Linked DNA regions of Homo sapiens: region 2 is linked to region 1. Evidence: chromatin loops called from intact Hi-C (ENCODE). Cell type or tissue: HepG2. All regions are shown on one strand.

Region 1 (2,500 bases):
CTAAGTCCCGATAAGGCGGATGGGGCGACGGGCTGGCTGGCCGCGACGTCGGCCGTCCCGGCGGAGGTGTGACGGGCTTATCCGCTTTGGGCGCTCTGGGAGGCGGGGGTGGGCGCCCTTCGAGGTGAGTGCGCCGGGAGCGGCCGCCCAGCTTCAGTCATGCACCCGCGGTGCCGGGCTTGGCTGAGGAGGCGAGAGCCCACGCGCCGCAGGGAGGAAAGAGAAAGTGAAGCGCGGCGCTGGGGCGACGATGGGCGCCCCCCGCGGCTGCCCGGGAGCACCGTGTGCGCCGCAGCTCGGGGCGACGCGGGCCAACACGGCGGCCGCGACAGGCCAATGGTAGGGTCGAACTGGGGGGGCGCCCGGGCCCCGTGGCGGGTTCACTGCCCTCGGCTATGAGGTCCTGCGCGGCTGGTGCGGCTCCGCTCCTGTTGTCGGCGCCGCCTCGGTCCCACTGCCCGCCCTGGGTAGCGTCTCCGCCCTTGGCGGGAGCGGGGCGCTCTCAGACTGACTGGCTCTTTCTTAATATTTCGGCCCTCGTCCGCGCCCGTCGTGCCCCTGCAGGGATTGGCGCGAGTCACCTTGGCGTCTCCTTAACCCTTGTGTCCCTGGCGTCATCTCTGACTCTCCCAGGGGCGACTTCTTGGCAGAGCGGAGCTCGGGGCCCGGATCTCCACAGGGGCTCTCAGTGACCCCTTCTGGACTCAGTCCGGGAATGAGTTTGTGGGGTGAGAACACCGTCCCCAGTGCGGGGCCTGGCTGTTCGATTTTCTCCGAAGCACCAAAAGGTGACTTCCCGCGAGGGCGATGAGTAGTAGCCCGAGAGGCGCATCCCCGACAGTCTCGGACCTACGCAGCCCGGTGGACTTTGGGGCGACCTCCCGTGGGACTTGGCCCGCCGAATGCAGACATTCGGGCCTGCCGGGGTGGCGGCAGTGGGGCGTCGAGTCGAGAGCCCGGCCGACCGACGCGCGACCCGCGCGCGTGCCACTGCAAGCTCTGCCTGCCGGCCGGGAGTCTCCAAGGCAAGGGACGCACTCGGCGGCCCCGGGCCACGTGCTCCCTGCGCGCGGTGCGTGCCGAGGCCCGCGCGCAAAGCCCGCCGGGCGGGGGATGCGCGCCTGCGCGCCGCGACCTCCCTGCCCCCACTGCTCCCCGGGGCTTCGGCCGCCAGGGGGCGAGAGCGGGCGGAGCCGGGGTCCGCGGAGCGGAGCGGGGCGGGCCGGACTGAGAGGGCCGACAGGTGGCCCGGAGCCGCTCGCCGGACAGCGGCCGAGGGGTTCCCGCAGGCCCGGACGCCGGACCTCTGTTGGTATTGGTGGCCGTGTCGTGTGGAAAAAGTTACCGGGCGCCCGGGGCCGCGCTGCCTTTTGGATCCCGGGCGGAGTCCCACCCCCGAGGTGCTGTCGGGATCCCTAGCCGCCGCGGGGAGGCCGGGAGTTGGTGGCTCCGGCGGCAGGCCCCGGCCTGGGGCACCGCCAAGCAGCGGTTTGCGGCCTCTAGGAACAGCGGTCGGATTTGGGGGGTCGGTGTGCTTTGGCTTTTTTAGATACCTGTCCTGGCCGGGGCGGTGCGGCCTCGCGGGCCTTCCAGGCTGGCGCGCCTGTGGGGCTCTCCCCGAGCGCAGGCCCCTCTCTCTTTGCCTTATTTATTTTTGGAACATAACCTGCCGCCTTTCTAGACGGCTCGAGGGGCGGGCTCTTTGCACTTGGAAGCAGGCTGATGGGCGTGAGTGTCCGGGGCTCGTCCACCCGGCCGGACGGGCTGGGGGCTGTGGCGCCACATGGCTCCTTTTTCCTGGGAAGCGCCAGGGGGCAGTGGGAACCGCCACCGGGGCCGCTGTAGCGGGCCTTAAAGGATGGGAAACCTTGATCACAGATGCCCCCCGCCGGCCTTCCTTCCACCAGACCAGTGGGAGAGGGACCGCAGGGGCATCAGGCCTTTCTCAACATGCGACTCTTAATTTGGGACGGACAGAACAGCCGTACAGACCAGTAGTTCTCAGCGCCTTTGCTTACCCTGGGTTGCTCAGAAGACTTACTGGTTACTGGTTCCTTCTTCCCTTTTGAAGGACTTAAAGGAGAAGAAGGAAGTTGTGGAAGAGGCAGAAAATGGAAGAGACGCCCCTGCTAACGGGAATGCTGTGAGTGTCTGCTTTGCTCCTGAGCCCTGGCAGCTACCGCCCCACAAAATTTTTCCTGTTCTACTTTAAACATACCTATATATGTGTGTGTATGTGTATATGTATAGCTTTGCACAGTGGCAGTATCGTAGCCAATGAGCTTTACCCGAGGCGCGATTATTGCTAGTTAAATATTTATAAAAACCTTTCGAGCAGCGCCTGAACAAGAATAGGTTCAGAGGAGACTCCGGTAGTCTGAGTTTGGGCTTGGCCCAGGGTGGGGAAAAGCCCTTGTCCTGGGGCAGTTAATGTGCAGGTTTCATGATGGAGCCTGGAGGGTGTTGACTGGAGAAGGGTCTCTGGGGTGGGCTTGGCTTG
Region 2 (2,500 bases), 660 kb before region 1:
GCGGCTCACCCCCACCACCTTTACCCCCTCCCCCGCCCTTCCCATCCCCCACTGCACTTCACTCATGTAAGACGTCTGCCCGGTGCTGGTCCAGGCGGGCATGTGAGTTTGTAGCCTCTGCTCCAAAGGATGGTTTACACATTATTTTTTCATTACCTTCAGTATTCCTGTGAATGGTTCAAGAGAGAAAGTCTTCATTTACTAAGATTTGGGTTCTGCCTCCCAAGTGACAATACGGGGCTGAGATCCCTCTCAGCTTCTTTGAGATGTGGCCACCATAAGCATCATCGTTGTAGGGACAGTCTCATTGCTGTCTTCTAGCAGACAGAAGAGTTAGGTGCCAGAAAGGACAATCTTGATGGTGGGTCCCCTCCCTGAAGGACTTTAAGAAGGCATAAAGGGGTTGGGGTGGAGGGTGGCGTGTGAAGGAGGAGGCCCTTGATTAGGTCAGTGGTCCCTGGGAGCCATCGGCGAGAGGCCTCCAGCCGGGTGACAGTCTGGGCTCTCGGGTACTAATCTTTCTAATATGGCAGTGGTTGTGGCACTTCTGACTTGAATTGATAATTCTCATATCTAATAAAACCAAGAAGTACCTCGTTGATATCTTATAGAAAACAAAATGGATCTTCTTCATTCTCCTAAGGGGCTCCTTGCAGAGAGACCCTGGAGAGCAGGGAAGCTTGGCAAATGGTGGAAATCTGTGGCCTGAAAGCCTCCCAGCCTCTGCCCTGGGTGACATCTCCCCTGCCGTACCAGCTGGGATTAAAAAACCTGTAGCGAGAAAGCATAAGTATATATTTAAAAAATGATTTTTAAATTTTTGTAGAGACAGGGTCTCACTATGTTGCTCGGGCTGGTTTCAAACTCCTGGGCTCAAGTGATCCTCCCACCTCGGCCTCCCAAAGTGTTGAGGTGACAGGCATGAGCCAATGGCCAGATTTTTGAAAAGACAGCATTCAGCTTAGGATACAATGGTGTGTGTGTGAGCGTGTGAGCACGCACATGCATGTTTAACCAGAGCTAAAATAACCTTAACTGAGTCTCAGAGAATTCTTTCTACTATTTGGGTCACACTTTTTCTCCTCTCCTAGTGTTTGTCTCCAAACCTTAGTGCACAAGAGTCCCTGGGTTGTCAAACCCAAAACTTAAGGCAACCCTGCAAAGGGGCCAGGAGCTGAGTCCCCAAACCTTTGAACTGAACGAGCCCCCCTTACCCTAGCAGAGAACTGTGGATTCAGCCTTGCTGGAGAAGACGAAGGACTGCCTGGTTAACTTGAAAGCAGCCTGTACTTTAAAGTGTAGCAAAGCAAAGCTGCAGGCTTTATTCCCTGGGGTCAGGAGGCCTGGACTTTGTCCTGTTTGTATGGCAAACACAGCCAGCCCAGTGAGTGAGTGCAGGAAGCTGGCTGTTTGTACCCAAGGGCTGCATAACCGCTTCTGACCTGGTTTTGTGTGTTAGTGGATCGAGGATTGGGACAGACGTGGAATTTGGCCTGGGCAGCCTGCCACTTGTGTAACCTTGGAGCTCAGGAAAAAATGAGGTGCAAGGGAGAGGGTGGATAGCCAGGATCCCACATGGACCCTTCAGATGCCTTTGGTCTGAGCCAGAGCCCTCTGGATCCCTTATATTGGGGCTGCCTAATTGGGACTGGAGGCAGAGACGGCCCTCCTGGGACATGCCATGGTTCACACTGTAGTGGGGGCCAGGATGTGGGGTAGCTCAGGTCCAAACCGGGGCTGGGTGCTGAAGCCACTGTGGGGCTGTGGTTTTGGCAAGGGTGAGAACCCTCTCTGGTGTCCTTCCTGGGCTCCCCAGCCCCAGCTGGGGCTCCTGCCACAAATGCAGACCGGGGACTGCCTGTTCTTTGACCAGTGAAATTCAGAGACCCTCAAGGAAGGCTTGAGGGTCTCTGAATTTGCTGTCCTCATCTGCACTTAGAGTAATTGCACTTAAGTTGCTGTCCTCATCTGCACTTAGAGTAATTAGGTGCCTCGCTTAGTCCTGTGACCAAGCCTGATTTTGAGTCGTGGTTACAGAAACTTAGTCTGTGTCTTGTAGCCCTGAGCTCCTCCTCTTCCTCACCAGTTAACAATATCTCAAAGAAGGGTGTTGTCCTGAACCATTACCATAACCCCAGCCTAAGCTCACCCTGACCACCACTGTCCCAGGTATATCACCGGCTCCAGAACTCCTGGCTGCCAGGGCAACCCCCGCCCCCAGCCCCTTGCTCTGGGACAGGAGGGAGTGGGTCTCACCTTTAGCCTCTGCCCCCGGTTCTGGTCTGACCCAGCACATGGCAGCTCCAAAGAGCGGACAAAACCTTGAAGCAAAGCCAAAGGGCCAGGCCTGAATGGGAGGTCAGAGGGAAGAAGGCCCAGGAGAGGGTCTAAGCCAGCCCTGTCTAAGAGGAATCTAACGCAGGCACATAGGTAGCTTTCTATGGTGGCCACATTAGAAAAAAGTAAAAAGAAATAGATAAAATTAATTTTAAGCATACAT

The links. Peaks named below come from ENCODE experiments on the same cell type or tissue, not always from the same donor. Only the 100,000 strongest peaks of a DNase experiment are listed, where the experiment ranks them.
Region 2: a loop joins it to region 1, with 5 times the contacts of the local background. A loop is called at or near these places in 2 of 110 quality-filtered maps.

Annotation. Positions count from the first base shown.
Region 1 is chr2:231,709,277-231,711,776 of GRCh38, forward strand. It overlaps PTMA (prothymosin alpha), which reads left to right. Exons shown (of 5, transcript NM_002823.5): 2 at 2,072-2,143. It also overlaps the pseudogene LOC124906134. Among named protein-coding and RNA genes, the nearest start is that of PTMA, 2.0 kb to the left of the region's middle. RefSeq lists enhancers at 1-573, 1,213-1,849 and silencers at 188-497, 988-1,397, 1,438-1,527, 1,828-1,877. In HepG2, CTCF peaks have their summits at 254, 1,179 (motif pointing right) and 1,814 (motif pointing right); a DNase peak (open chromatin) is centred at 1,085; H3K4me3 peaks cover 2,342 bases.
Region 2 is chr2:231,049,100-231,051,599 of GRCh38, forward strand. C2orf72 (chromosome 2 open reading frame 72) reads left to right here. Exons shown (of 3, transcript NM_001144994.2): 3 at 1-620. LOC112268432 (a long non-coding RNA gene) reads right to left here. Exons shown (of 2, transcript XR_002959456.2): 2 at 1-2,500. Among named protein-coding and RNA genes, the nearest start is that of PSMD1, 6.5 kb to the right of the region's middle. In HepG2, no CTCF peak of the experiment used is centred here; DNase peaks (open chromatin) are centred at 982, 1,402 and 2,278; H3K4me3 peaks cover 1,780 bases.